2 separate regions of the Homo sapiens genome follow, and region 1 is linked to region 2. A link is an interaction called in ENCODE POLR2A ChIA-PET data of the cell type or tissue named here. Cell type or tissue: PC-9. All regions are shown on one strand.

Region 1 (8,000 bases), 140 kb before region 2:
TGGGGCCCTGGCAGCTGAGAATCAGCATGCTAGGGGGTAAATGACAGCAAACGAAGGCAAAAAGAATATGGGTTTGCAGGTTTGAGAGAATAGAAAAGCCAGGAAGGAGATGTAAAATGCAGGATAGGGGTCTATTTTCATCAAGGCCACCTTGAACTGGATCCAAATCCAGGGGTCCCGTGCTTCCCCTGGACAGTTTCCAAAAGTGGTACCTTTTCAGATCAAATGAAAGTAAAGAAGATTTTATTTTGCTTGAGAGATCATAAAACCTCTAAAAAATTGCCATGCAAATTGGTTGTGAATGAATCTCTCTCTCCCACAATGCTATGAAGGGGAAAGGGGGGAGGCCATAAAAGGAAAATTCTCTCTGACCATTAAGAAGGCCTTGGAGAGGTCACACAAAAACTTCCATCTGCTTTTGGTCATTAGATGAGCTGAGATGACAGAGCTGCAGAGCAATCGTTCTCAGCAAGGTTCTAGCTGACACATCCGCCCCCACCTTACCACACACCCCACAACTTGGGGTTTAAAGTTTTCCTCGTATTTGTTATTAGATCTTGATCTCCAGGGAATTAGGCATCTTTTGCAGTAACTTATGATACTGTATGCCATGTCTTTCGTAGACAACACAAACTGAAGTGCTGACGTGGCAAACACACAATTTATTTTTATTTTTATTTATTTATTTTTTGAGACAGAGTCTTGCTTTGTCACCCAGGCTGGAGTGCAATGGCGCAATCTCAGTCCACCGCAACCTCCGCCTCCTGGGTTCAAGTGATTGTCCTGCCTCAGCCTTCCGAGTAGCTGGGATTACAGCCATCACCACACCCGGCTAATTTTTGTATTTTTAGTACAGAAGCGGTTTCACCATGTTGCCCAGGCTGGTCTTGAACTCCTGACCTCAGGTGATCCACCTGCCTCAGCCTCCCAAAGTGCTAGGATTACAGGCATGAGCCACTGTGCCCAGCCCAAACACAAGATTTGGTAGGTCAATGTAGCAGCCAGACTGGCTTCCCCTTGTCCTCACTCCAACCCACCTCCTCAAAAAACCTCTCTAGCTACAAGAAAATGTTTCCTCCCCTCCCTTACTGTCAACACTTTGTCAACAGGCAGTGATCAGCACTGTTTGTCCCGTGACCTATGTGGACGTATGATGCTGTCTGCTTCTAAAAGGTCTTCACCCTCCATGATGGATAATGGAAAATTGAAGCCATCAAGTTCTGAGATTGAAAAAATAATGGATGGATGTTTCTATACAACACTAAAGACAGATCTGACTTCTACTGACGGGGACTATTTGTGAAAATACTCCAAAAGGACTCCAGCCCATGTCGGAGAACCATGACTAGCTGCTGGGTTGGATGAAGCTAGAAACCATCATTCTGAGCAAACTATCCAAGGACAGAAAACCAAACACCGCATGTTCTCACTCATAGGTGGGAACTGAACAATGAGAACACTTGGGACACAGGGCAGGGAACATCACACACCAGGGCCTGTTGTGGGGTCGGGGGAGGGGGAGGGATAGCATTAGTAGAAATACCTAATGTAAATGACGAGTTAATGGGTGCAGCACACCAACATGGCACATGTATACATATGTAACTAACCTGCGCATTGTGCACATGTACCCTAGAACTTATAGTATAAAAATAAAATAAAAAGAAATGGAGTTAACCCATCTGAATTAAGGAGAAAACAAATGTTTGCATTTGTATGCCAAAAAATATAGGCATTCATAAAAATTAATAAAAAATAGAGGCATTCTCATTTCTTCGTGGTCTCAAAGTTTCTTCTACCACCTGTCATGTTATTGCACGTAGTCTGATGACTAACAATTCTATTCGCGTTAGGATATTTGGGATGCCTCAATGCATGCAACAAAGACCAAAGAGCTATGCTGGCTGCCTCATGATGTCCCCAGGAAGTCTACTGATAGGTTGTTTTTGCTTTCAAGGTATCTTTTTCTTGTGTGGTCTGTTGACTCTGAGAAGGTTTTTTCTTTTGTCATCTTGCCTTTTCCTTTCCTATTGGAGGACAGCAGGTGGTGGGTGTTCCTGGGCTATGCACTATCACTTAGGAGTGAGGAAGTAGAAGGATGATCAGAGGTCCATGCCCAAGAGTGGTGCTTTTCAAATGTGCCCTTGCCTGAAGGGTGATTAACATTTCTTATGAGTTTTATCCATTTCATTTGCCTTCCTCTCTTCTCTAGCAGAATTGAAAATGTTTTAAGAGCATTCCCCTGGATAACTGGAACAAGATGAGGATGCCCACTCTCACCACTTCTATTCAACATAGTACTGGAAGTGCTAGTCAGAGTAATCAGGCAACAGAAAGAAAGTAAAGGCATCCAAATAGGAAACGAAGAAGTCAGACTCTCTCTCTTTGCTGCTGATATGATTCTATGGCTAGAAAACCCCGAAAAACTCCACCAAAAGGCCCCTAGAACTGACAAATGACTTCGATAAAGTTTCAGGATACAAAATCAATGTGCAAAAATTAGTAGCATTTCTACATTATTTCACACCAATAACGTCCAAACTGAGAGCCAAATCAAGAACACAGTTCCAAAGTGCTGGGATCAGGCGGGCGGATCACTTGAGGTCAGGAGTTCGAGACCAGCCTGGCCAACATGGCAAAACCTCATCTCTACTAAAAATACAAAAATTAGCCAGGCATGGTGGTGCGTGCCTGTAGTCCCAACTACTCAGGAGGCTGAGGTTGTAGTGAGCTGAGATTGCGCCACTGCAATCCAGCCTGGGCGACAGAATGAGACTCTGTCTCAAAAAAAAAAAAAAAACAACAAAACACACACAGTTCCATTTGCAGCAGCCATTAAAATATAAAATACATAGGAATACAGCTAACCAAAGAGGTGAAAGATCTCTACAATGAGAACTATAAAACACTTCTAAAAGAAAACATAGATGACAGAAACAAATGGAGAAACATTCCATGCTCATGGATTGGAAGAATCAATATTATTAAAATGCTCATACTGCCCAAAGCAATCTACAGATTCAGTGCTATTCCTATCAAACAACCAATGTCATTTTTCACAGAACTAGAAAAAACTCTTCTAAAATTCATAGGGAACCAAAAAAGAGCTTGAATAGCCAAAGGAATCCTAAGCAGAAAGAACGAAGCTGGAGACATCATATTACCCAACTTCTAACTATACTATAAGGCTACAGTAACCAAAACAGCATGGTACTGGTACAAAAACAGGCACATATACCAATGGAATAGAAGAGAGGACTCAGAAATAAAGCCACACACCTGCAGCCATCTGAGCATCAACAAAGTTGACAAAAATAAGCAATGGGGAAAGGACTCTCTCTTCAGTAAATGGGGCTAGGATATTTAGCTAGCCATATGCAGAAGAATGAAACTGGACCCCTACCTTTCACCATATACAAAAATTAACTGAAGATGAATTAAGGATTTAAATGTAAGACTTCAATCATAAGAATCCTAGAGAAAAGCCTAGGAAACATCAGTCTGGACACTGGCCTTGGGAAAGAAAGTCCTCAAAAGCCATTGCAACAAAAACAAAAATTAACAAGTGGGACCTAATTAAACTAAAGAGCTTCTGCACAGAAAAAGAACCTATCAACAGAGTAAACAGACAACCTACATAAATGGGAGAACATATTTACAAACTATTCATTCAACAAAGGTCTAATATCCAGAATCTATAAGGAACTTAAACAACTGAACAAGCAAAAAAAACAAAAACCATATTTAAAAATAGGCAAAATACATGAACAGACACTTCTCAAAAGAAGACATACAAACATGAAAAAAATGCTCCATATCACTAATCATCAGATAAATGCAAATCAAAACCTCAATAAGGTACCATCTCACACCAGCCAGAATGGCTATTACTAAAAAGTCAAAAAACACATGCTGGAGAGACTGTGGAGACAAGAGAACACTAATGCACTGTTGACTGGAATGTAAATTAGTTCAGCCACTGTGGAATGCAGTTTGGAGCTTTCTCAAAGAACTTAAAACAGAGCTACTAATTTGACCCAGCCATCCCACTACTGATAGTAGTATCTATCCAAAAGAAAACAAATCATTTTACCAAAAAGATATATGCATTCACATGTTCATCACAGCACTATTCACAATAGCAATCGTGATTCCATGTCCATGTCTACTGGACATGGAATCAACCTAGATGCCCATCAACAGTGAACTGGATAAAGAAAATGTGTTACATATATACTATGGAATACTATGCAGCCATAAAAAGAATGAAGCCATGTCCTTTACAGCAACGTGGATGCAGCTGGAGGCCATTATCCTAAGTGAATTAATGCAGAAATAGAAAACCAAATACTGCATGTTCTCACTTATAAGTGGTAGCTAAACATTGGGTACTTGTGGACATAAAGATGGCAACAACAGGTACTGAAGACTACTGGAGGGAGCAGGGAGCCAGGGGATAAGGACTGAAAACCTAACTATTGGGTACTACATCAGTACCTGGGTGATAGGATCATTCATACCCCACACCTCAGTATCATGCAATATACCCAGGTAACAAACCTGCACATGTATCCCCTGAATCTAAAATAAAAGTCGAAAAAATTAAAAGAATACAGCAAATTTACTTTTCAGCTGTCTCATGCAATGTACGAAGTGTTTACGTAACTACTGTACATTCAGAGAACTGAATTTAGAACCTGTCTGACTGTAAATCTGATGGATTCTAAAAGCAACAAAGCTTCTTAGAAATGCTTGGGGCAGCCTACCATCTGACTGGATTGAGAAAGGCCTGGAAGGTCATCTCCTCAGGGTTTTCTTGGAAACATATCACTGGAGGGGTGTGTCTCCCAACACCATTTCCAGAAAATCTTTCAGGTTTACTGCAAGGTCGATCATAGCCACTTAATTTTCATAGACAACCTCTATTTCAAATATTTCCCTTTGCGTCTTCATGTACCATCGATACACTCCCAAAACAAGTATAACTATTATGTAGCCAATAAAATTTAATTTAAATTGTTTATGTCATGGAAAAATGCTTATGTTCACGTCAAAACAATCAGAATAGAAAACTATAAATGGTACTACCTCAAACATGTGAAAATGCACAAAAAAGATTTAAAAGCTGGAAAATATCTTGTGTTAGTTAAGATATGGAGACAAGGCGGCCTTACACACTGTAGATGGGGAGGTTAACAGGCATAGCTTTTTTTAGCCCCCAATTTGGCAGCATCTATCAATATTTCAAACAGGTGTGCCTTTACCCAGGCCTAATAATCCCTGACCTAGAAAATCTTGAAATGTACATAAAGATATACAGATAAGGAAGTTAATACAAAAACTGTAACAGTCAACTCAATAGATTATTTATTAATAGGGATGGGTTAAATAACGTCCTATTTGTACTTCTGAATAATACTCTGTAGCCTTTAAAAATAAAGAAAAAGGTATGTCATTAAAAATCCATGCCATATTAAGTTGCTAAATAATATACATAAAATGAGTTCAGTTTTTGTTTTTATTTTTTAGTTTAATTTTATTTTTTTGAGACAAAGTCTTGCTCTGTTGCCAGGCTGGAGTGCAGTGGCAGGATCTTGGCTCACTTCAACCTCCGACTCGCTGGTTCAAGTGATTCTCCTGCCTCAGCCTCCTGAGTAGCCAGGATTACAGACATGTGCCACCATGCCCAGCTAATTTTTATATTTTTAGTAGAGACAGGGTTTCACCATGTTGGCCAGGATTGTCTCGAACTCCTGACCTCGTGATCCGCCCGCCTCGGCCTCCCAAAGTGCTGGGATTACAGGCGTGAGTCAGTGCACCCGGCCTTAGTTTTTAAAAGTGTACATATGTGTGTGTATATGTAAATGCGCCAAAAATGACTAGCAGAACATGCCCCATGGTTATCAGTCATTACCTCCTGAGAAAGGTGGAGAGTTATGGGATGCTTTTGGCTACAACAGAAAAACTAGCTCAGTTTGCTTCATCTGGTAATGGTTTCATGATCTCACACATGTTCAAAAACAGACTCTTCTTTGTGTAATTCAGAAAGTCAAGGGCACCACGGAGACCTCCCCGCCCCCTGCCCTTCTTCACCTTTGCATTCTTCCGCAGGTCAGCTGAGACCTGGCCCAGCCCCTCTGGTGGCTGATGGCTGCCCAGTTTGCAGGCATTATGGCCACATATCACAGTATCTAGTGGAAGGAAAGGACTGTTTCCTTCCTTGTCTCTTTTGAGAGCAGGGAAACTTTCCCAGAAGCCTCCCAGTGGCCCACCCTCACATTTTATTGGCTAGAACAGGGTCCGCATGCTCACCCTGAGCCAGTCACTGGCAAGGGCAGCAGCCCCACCCTCACCAGGGTTGAGTGGCCAATCTGATAAACCTCCAGAGGCAGGTGTGGGTTGGCAGTCTACTGTACAAAATCCAGTTTCTGCTAGGCAAATAAAAGATAGGGCGATGATTATGGGTAGGCCACAAGGATGAAGGGAATTTTTTTTCTTTCTACTAGAAATGGTTCTGTGCTATTTGAAAATTTTTACAAGATTATATCCATGTGCTTTTTAAGATAAACTAATATAAAAATATTTCAATGCATAGAAAAAACACTGAACGGAAAATATATCTTGAAATTGTGGGGTTTTTTCCTTCTTTTCTATCTTTTCCAAAAACTATGTACTTTTATAAACAAAAAACCAATAATTTTCAGATGACCTCGAGCTCTTAATATTTTATCACCAAGGGGCACAAATATCATTCATAAAATTGTGCATGTCATTTTTGGCTCAGAAGAGGCTAGAAGAATCACGCCACTAGGTTCTGTCACCTCGTCACCTGTCTGTCTTTAGATGGGCCTGTGTTTTCTGGAAGCCTGGATGATTTTCAGTGGTCTGGGAACATTATCTGCCACGGCCTTCAGCAAAGCAACAAAGTCCACAAATTGAGTCCTAGGGTCCAACCTCTCAGCTTCAGCCCCCACCACTGCTCCCATTTCCATCCTGGTACTCCCATGCCTGACGATGCCTTCCTTTCCCTCTCTCGTCTCCACCCTCACCCAGGCCTGCCTTGGCTCCAGGGGGTTCCTCTGCTTTTCCTTCCCCCTAAACATCAAACTGCCATTGCCATTCTCTTAGAACTTGGTTTTCAAGATTTACTTTCAGGGAGCGTGGAAGGCAAATGGTAGCAGAGAAATCGCCTTTGCAAATAATAAATGGAATCCCAAAATATATTTTAAAAAATCAGAGTGATGTTGGTTGAAGTGTTTTCAGGGCCACCCAGGTGACCCCTCCTAATATCAGGGTGAAGGACACCATTGCCTTGCAATATCCATCTCTCCTAGATGGCAGGAGGAAGCAATATCTTAGAGTGCAAAGCATAAAAGGCACCCCAGGTGAATTCCAACACGCTCGGCACTAGTTTCAAGTAACTCGTACTATGGTGGAAAGACAGATTGATGGCTTTGATCCTGGAAAGTGACCCACCACAGAATAGACCAATGCCCCTCAAAGAGGAGAGGTGTTTGTCCTCTCCACTACATTTTTAAAGAGCGCTTGATTGCCACTAGCAGTCTTGATCAACAGAACCTACAGCTTAAGTACCAAGAAAAGCTTCAGATGAAAATATCCTAGGAAGGGCTATCAACAAAGCAAACCAGAAGCCAGGGACTGCAGGAGAGGGTGGAGATAAGCATGCTCCCAATAATTTTCCATTTTGCCTCTGATTAGCTTCCACAGCTGCCTGCCCTCCAGCCCTGGCCCGGTTCTCCACGGCCGGCCTTGGGTTTGCTGGTAAACCAAATTGAATCTCTAATTGGTGAACTACATGGAACATATTTTAGTAACCTCTTCGTCCTCCTTGCTTTCCAGCCTCCTCTCTCCTATCAACAGTAATAAAAGCAATCACTTTTGTTAGGCCTAACACGCGTCCTTTACTGGTAATTCTACAAACTTGGCAAGGTAAGCATCATTTGCACTGTTTTTCTGACAAGGACTCTGAGTCTCAGGTT
Region 2 (8,000 bases):
CATCCTTGAGCTCAGAGCTCAGAGACCCTACTGGGTCTGGGTAGGGATGTGTGAAGCACCACAGTGGCCATCCACAGGGAAACAGAGAGAGTAACACTGGAGGCCGGGAGCCACAAGAGCAAGCGCCTTGCTATTGGAGGAAACAGGAGATAAACTGAGTTCACACTTGAATCTCTAAACTCCTGATAGTAAATTTTGTTTTGATTTATACCATGCAGTTCTTAGCATCAGACTTAACTCTCCTACCTGACTCAGAACATTTTGATTTACAAATTGGAAAATAAATGGGTTTGCACATCCTGGGCCTGTCTTGCAAACCACTCCAATAAATTCTTCATCAGTGGTTTCAGCTCTTAGCCACTTCACCTGCATTTGGGCTGCTCTGTGCATTAGAGGTGAATAAATCATATTTGAAAGATCTCCATTCTTACTGCTACATTCTGTTCCTTTGTCTCTCCTGGATGTGCGGACTGTGTATTTTGTTAAAATTACCTGGGGAGGATGTAGTCTGTTTGACAGGTCAGGCTTTCTTGCTGGAATCCACTCCTTACCCAGAATGCTGAGCCTCTTCTCACACACTACCTACTGCCTGAACTCTGGACCTTGTTCCCTCTTGAGCTCCTCTCAGCCCTGTCCTTCTTTCTTTTGCAGCTGACCACCCTCCCTGCTGTTCCAGCAGAGGCCTACTTTGTAATATTCTTGGGGAGCAAATCTCAGCTTCAACAGACTTTGCCTCCCAGCCTTTGAGATCAGCAGGCTTCGTGGATGGCTGCCTGGGTATAGATCTTCTCCTAAATAACTCTCAAGACTCAAGCTTTCCAGCATTTAGTGACTTTATTTTTTTTTAATTTTTTTCTCTTTTTTTCGATGTATTCAAAATTTTATTTTACTTATTTTTTATTTTCCATAGGTTTTGGGGGGAACGGGTGACATTTGGTTACATGAGTAAGTTCTTTAGTGGTAATTTTTGAGATTTTGGTGCACCCATCACCTGAGCAGTGTACATTGAACCCCATTTGTAGTCTTTTATCTCTAACCCCCTTTCCACCCTTTGCCCCTGAGTCCCCAAAGTCCATCACCCAAATACTTTGGCATAAATTTAACAAAAGATGCACAAGAGCTCCACACTGAAAGCCTCAAAACATTACTGAGAGAAATTAAAGAATATCTAAATAAATGGAGATAATATGTTCATGGATTGGAAAGTTCAAGATTATTGAGATGTCATTTCTCCCTAACCCAGCAATTTTTTGGTTTTGTTTTTGTTTGGTAGAAATTGATGAACCAAGTCTATAATTCATATGGAAATCAAAAGGACCTAAAATAGGGAGAACAATTTTAAAAATAAGTTGGAGGGTATATACTACTTGATTTGAAGACTTACTATAAAGCTACAGAATTGAAATGGTATGATAGTAACATATAAATTGACAAATAGACAAATGAAGCAAAATATAATCCAGATATAGACAAACGCATGTATGGTCAACTGATTTTTAACAACAGAAAAGCAATGTAATAGGGAAAGGAAGTTTTTTATTAAATGGTGCTAAAACTGAACATTTATGTGGTGGGGATAAGCTGGATCCCTACTACACATCATATACAAAACCTATTAAAAGTGGATTGCAGATCTGAATATAAGTGATAAAACTATAAGACTTCTAGAATAAAGCATAGAAAAATATCACGACCTGGGGGTAGGCAAAGATATGTTGAAATTGAACGTCATCAAAACAAAAAACTTCTGCTCCAAAAAAAGCACCATAGACTGGAAAAAATAGTCCCAATCCATATATCTGACAAAAGTACTGTTTCTAGTATATATAAAGAACTCCTATGACTCAATATTAAAAAAACAAACTCCATTTTTTTAAAAGAAGCAAAAGTCTTGAACAGATACTTTACAAAGAAAGATATACAGATGGTCAATAAACATGTGAAAACTGTTCAACATCTTTAGTCATCAGGGAAGTGCAAATTAAACCATAGTGACATACCACTACTTACCCACTATAATGGCTATAATTACCAAGTCTTACAACACTGGTGACTGGAAAGAAGGCAGAGCAACTGGGACTTTCATTCATGACTGATGGGAGTGTAAGATGATTGAACTACTTTGGGAAACTCTTTGACAGTTTCTTATAAAAGTTAAACATATATTTCTCTTATGCTCCAGCAAATGCCATTTCTAGGTATTATAACAAGAGAAATAAAAAACATATGTCCACACACAAAAAAAGACAAGCACAGAATGTTCATACCAGTTTTATCCATTATAGTCAAAAACTAGAAACAATTGAAATGTCCATCAAATGAATGAATGATATCTACAATATTCATACAAAGCAATAGTACTCAGTGATAAAAGGAATAAGCTACAAATAGACTCAACAAAATGCATAAATCTCAAAGCATTATGGTGAACAAAAGAAGCGAGATACAAAAGAGTATATTCTATGTGATTTCATTTATATGAAGTTCTAGAACAGGCACAACAAATCTATGGTGATTGTCAATCAGTGATTGTCTTAGTCTGTTATGATTGTTATATAACAGAATGCCACACACTGGTTGGCTTACAAACAGAAACTTATTTCTCATAGTTGTAGAGGCTGGGAAGTCCAAAATCAAAGTGCTGGCAGATTCTGTGTCTGACGAGATCCTGCTTCCTGGTGCATAGCTGGCACCTTCTCCCTGTGTCCTCACATGGAGGAAGGGATGAAGAACCTCATGACTTTATCACCTCCCAAAGGCCTCACCTCCTCCATCACATTGGGAATTAGGTTTTAATACATAAATGTTGGGGGAGACATATTTAGTCTACAGCCTTGATGCTTTTTGTGGGCAGAATAGATGGGAGTTTGACTGAAAGGGAGATACAAGTTTACTTTCTTGTAAACTTCTACTCCTGCTCTGAAACTTGCTTTGGTATCTTCTGTCTAATATTTTCCTTTTTTGTAGTATACTTATATGACTTTGGTATCCAGGTAAATTGAGTTAGAGAATATTTACCCTTTTATTTTCTAAAAAAACTTTGTGTAAAATCTTATTTATACATGTAAATCATGTGTGTTATTTCATCCTTAGATTCTTGGTATAATTGAACCATGAAGCCATGTGAGTGTGGAGTTTTCTTTGAAGGAAAGCTTTTAGTTACAAGTTCAATGTCTTTAGAAAATAAGGGGAAATTCGATTCTTCTATTTCTTTTTAGTTCAGTTTAATTGTATGTCTTTCAAGGAATTGATTAATTTTATATATTTAAAATATCAATATGTTTATATTGAATTTTTGGTATAAATTTCCTCTATTTTTTTAATGCCTGTAGGGCTTATAGTGATGGCTCCTCTTAAATTCCTGAGATTGGCAATTTTTCTCTCTCTCTTTTAAAATGAGTCTTGTTATGGAGTTACCAATATTATTAATATTTTTTAAAAAAACAACTTTTTATGTTATTGATTTTCCTATTGTTTTTCCTTTCATTATGTTCTTTTCCTATTTTTATTAATTTTTTCTAATTTTTTCTGTTAAATCTTTTTTTCCCCCAACTTCTTGATGTAGCATCTTATACTGTCAGTTTTAAATCCTTTTTTCTCATGTAATTATTTAATATTATATATTTCCCTCTAAGCATTCCTTTAGCTGCATGCCACAAATTTTAATATTTAATATTTTATTATTTATTTTAAAATATTTCTAATTTCCCTTGTGACTTCTTCTTTGACATATAGAATATTTAGAAATATGTAGCTTCACTTCCAAATATTTGGAGATTTAGGACATTATTTTAATATTACTCTTCAATTTCATTCTGTTGTAGTCAAGGAAGATGATCCTTATGATTTCAACACTTTAAAATGTATCAAGACTTTTTTAAATGGCCCCATATATCATCCATCTTAGTGAATGCTTCATGTGTGCCTGAAATGAATGTGTATGGAGTCAGACATTGTGTTCTATAAATGCCAATTAAATGTTGACATTGTTATTTAAATTTTTTGTCTTTTTTCTATTAATTATTCACAGATGAGTATAAACATATATAACTATGATTTTGAATTTGTCTATTTCTCTCTTTAGTGCTGTCCATTTTTTTCTGAAGGTATTCTGATGCTCTTTTATTAAGAGTATACACAAATAGGATTTTTATGTCTTGATGAATTGACCTTTTTTTCATTTTATCTCTTTATCTCTAGCAATAGGTTTTGAAGTTTGCCTTGACATATTATATTGACTTATAAGTGACTTAAATTGAAGGGGTGGCCTGCCCCTCCACAGCTGTAGGTGTTTCTTGTCGGGTGGGACGAGAGACTGAGAAAAGAAAGAGACACAGAGACAAAGTATAGAGAAAGAAAAGTGGACCCAGGGGACTGGCACTCAGCATACGGAGGACCCGCGCCAGCACTGGTCTCTGAGTTCCCTCAGTATTTATTGATCATTATCTCTACCATCTTGGAAAGGGGGATGTGGCAGGACGATAGGGTAATAGTGGGGAGAGGGTAAGCAGGAAAACAGGTGAACAAATGTCTCTGTGTCATAAACAAGGTTAAGAAAAAGGTGCTGTGCTTTGATGTGCACATACATAAACATCTCGGTGCATTAAAGAGCAGTATTGCCACCAGCATGTCTCACCTTCAGCCCTAAGCCAGTTTTCTCCTATCTCAGTAGATGGAATATACAATTGGGTTTTACACCGGGACATTCCATTGCCCAGGGATAAGCAGGAGACAGATGCCTTCCTCTTATCTCAACTGCAAGAGGCATGCCTTCCTCTTTTACTAATCCTCCTCAGCACAGACCCTTTACGGGTGTTGGGCTGGGGGACGGTCAGGTCTTTCCCTTCCCACTAGGCCATATTTCAGACTGTCACATGGGGAGAAACCCTGGACAATACCTGGCTTTCCTAGGCAGAGGTCCCTGCGGCCTTCCACAGTGTTTTGTGTCCCTGGGTAATTGAGATTAGGGAGTGGTGATGACTCTTAATAAGCATGCTGCCTTCAAGCATGTGTTTAACAAAGCACATCCTGCGTAGCCCTAAATCCACTAAACCTTGAGTCGACACAGCATATGTTTCTGGGAGCACAGGGTTGGGGGTAGGGTTACAGATTAACAGCATCTCAAGGCAGAAGAATTTTTCTTAGTACAGAACAAAATGGCATCTCTTATGTCTACTTCTTTCTACACAGACACAGTAACAATCTGATCTTTCTTTCTTTTCCCCACATTATATTAATAACTACTCATGTTTTCTTATAATTGGTGATTAAAAGATATATTTTTCTCTATCTTTTACTTTTAATTCCTCTGTACCTTTGGTTTTAAAGTGTGTGTCTAGTAAATAGCATATGATCCAATCTCTTCTTTTTATCCAGTCTGACAAGCTCCACTTTTTAATTGAAACGTTTAACCAACTTTCCTACTTGTTTTCTATTTATCCCATCCATTCTTTGGTTGTTCCACCCCCTTTCCTCCCTTCTTTTGAATTAATTGAATAAATTTTAGTATTTCATTATATCTACTCTTTGGGTTGACTTTGGGTTTTATAGTGGTTTCACTAGAGATTAAAGTATATATCCTTAACTTATCCCAGTCAATCTTTACTTAGCATTATACTTCCTGTAAAATGTAAAAATTCAATAATAATATTCTTCCATTTTTATCCTTCCCATCTTTGTGCTATTTTTCCTACATTTTAATTCTAAACATTCTACCAACCGCATTGTATATTTTTATTTTTTTTTCATTTCTCTTAAGTCAAATGAATTTTCTTCAACATTTCTGGTAGTACAGTATATCAACAAATTTTTTCAGCTTCTGTTTAGTTTGAAAATCTCTTTCACTTTATTTCTTAAAGTTATATTTGCTGGAAGAATTCTAGATTGCTTTTTTTTTCTTTAGCACTTTAAATAAGTCTTTCCAATTTCAGTTACTCTTATTGTTCTCCTCTATACATTTTGTCTCATTTCTCTGACTGATTTAAAAATTTTCTCTGTCTTTGGTGTTCAGACGTTTTACTGAGATATCCCAAGATGTAGTCTTTTTTTGTTTATAATACTCAGGATTTGTTGAATCCGTTGAATCTGAACTTGTTAGTTTGACATATTCCATCAAATCTGGAAAAAATTCTGTCAGTATATTTTCAATACGTTTTGCTGTAAAATCTCTTGCCTTTCCTTCTGAGACTATAATTACATACAATGAAAATATTAACTTATCTGTTGAGAGTTCTGTTTCTTATATCCACATTTTCTTTATAAATCCTTGAATAAATAGGTAACAGCCCTTTAAGATTTCTTGTCTGTTAATTCCATTATCTGTGTCATCTCAGTATCTGTTTCTATCAATTGTTTTCTCCAGTATTAGATCATATTTCCTACTTCTTTATTTTTGTAGTGAATTTCTATTGTGTGCTCTACATTGTGAATGCAATATTGTTGAGGGCCTAAATTAAATTTTTTTCCTTGAAAGAATGTTGAGTCTTATTTTGGCAGGAAGTTAATTTACTGGCAAAACAGGTTGGTTTTAGGCTTTGGTAGCTCAGGCTGCAGTAGCCCCTACTTTGGAGCATAGCTTTTCTGCAATCTTAACTGAATACCTAGAATTCTTCCATCTGTAGCAGGGTTTCTTCCCTCGGGCTGATCAGACCTCCAAAGTTTCCAAGCACTATGCCTTCTCTGGAATCTCCATGCATTTCTCAGTTCCCAGAAGTTGTTCTGTCTCAGGCCTTGTGGAATTTCATGTTTACACGTGTAGTTTAGTATTTGTCCGTAGACTCAAGACGTCATTATACAAATTTCTGGATAACAGGTTTCTTGCATCCTTCCTCTTCTTTGGTATCCTCTCTCTCAATTTCCAGCTGCCTCATCAGCACTGAACTAATATTTTTTCTCCACTCAGGCAGAATGCTGCTGTCTAGTTCGGTTCCACTTTCATGTCACAATTTAGAATATGCTCTCAGGCAGGAATCTGGCATAAATGTGACATCATTCCATGTGTTCTTCTTTCAAGGGCCACAGCCCCACACTATCTGTTGTACAATGGCTGAAAAGAGTTGCTTCCATTTTTCTCTCAGTTTTGTAGTTGTTTATGGCGAGACTGTAAGTCTGATACCCAACATTGCATCATGGACTGACTGGAAGACTCCAGTGGCCCCCTCATTTTACAGATGGGAATGTGGAGGCTTAGCAACCTCTTCTGTTTTGCCCAGTCAAGATCACTCAAGCGATGGGTGTCAGAATACTGACCAGAGCCCTGATTTTTACCCCTCCTTTTAGGTCTCTCTCTGCCACATTTCGTGTTACATCAGAGCATGGGAGCCCCGGAAGTGAGAGTCTCCTGTTCTCGTCCCTGCTGTGTCCTGTGCTCATGCTTCAATCTTTCGGAGACTTTTAGATAGCAAAGTGCACCAGCTGGGGTTCTGGGTCTGCCAGGCCTCGGTGGGAATCAGATCCTCCACTTAGCAGCTGATTGACCTTAGATGAGTTTCTTCATATTCTTACCCCCATTTGTTATCTTTAACAGGCGGGTAAAAACACTAACTGTTGGAGGGGTTTGCAATGATCAAATGTTCTATACTCAGAATGTGCCTGCTGTAGAGGTTTGCTCCATAGAGGTGAGCACATCACAGTGTGACTCTGGGAACTGAGGGTGGGTGACTGACAAATGCTGTGCTTTCTCTCTCCATGCACATGGTGAGCTTGAGTTATTTTGTTTATTAAAGCATTTTGTGGCAATGGCACTTGATGAGTCCCAGGTGTTATTAATATCTCTGAATCACTATGAAGTTCTATAAATACCTTTCCCTCCTCTAGCTATGTTATTTTTTCCCCTTACCTTATGAAAATTTAAGTCAGCAACGAAATTATGAATCACTGGCTCCCTTATCCTCTGTTCTGTAATTAAGGAAGCGCTAGGTAAGAAAGCACCTGTTGAGGAAGGTGGATGGCAGGCAGAGCCCATGCTGGAGGCTGCCTGCCTGCCCACCTCCAAGGTGCCA

Evidence for each region. Peaks named below come from ENCODE experiments on the same cell type or tissue, not always from the same donor. Only the 100,000 strongest peaks of a DNase experiment are listed, where the experiment ranks them.
Region 1: POLR2A ChIA-PET joins it to region 2 with 10 read pairs; 2 of 35 experiments call an interaction of 5 or more read pairs at or near these places.

Annotation. Positions count from the first base shown.
Region 1 is chr2:100,823,987-100,831,986 of GRCh38, reverse strand. The region is part of intron 1 of NPAS2 (neuronal PAS domain protein 2); the gene reads right to left. Among named protein-coding and RNA genes, the nearest start is that of NPAS2, 7.8 kb to the right of the region's middle. In PC-9, no CTCF peak of the experiment used is centred here; no DNase peak of the experiment used is centred here; H3K27ac peaks cover 1,008 bases.
Region 2 is chr2:100,682,094-100,690,093 of GRCh38, reverse strand. No RefSeq gene overlaps it. Among named protein-coding and RNA genes, the nearest start is that of LINC01868, 6.1 kb to the right of the region's middle. In PC-9, no CTCF peak of the experiment used is centred here; no DNase peak of the experiment used is centred here.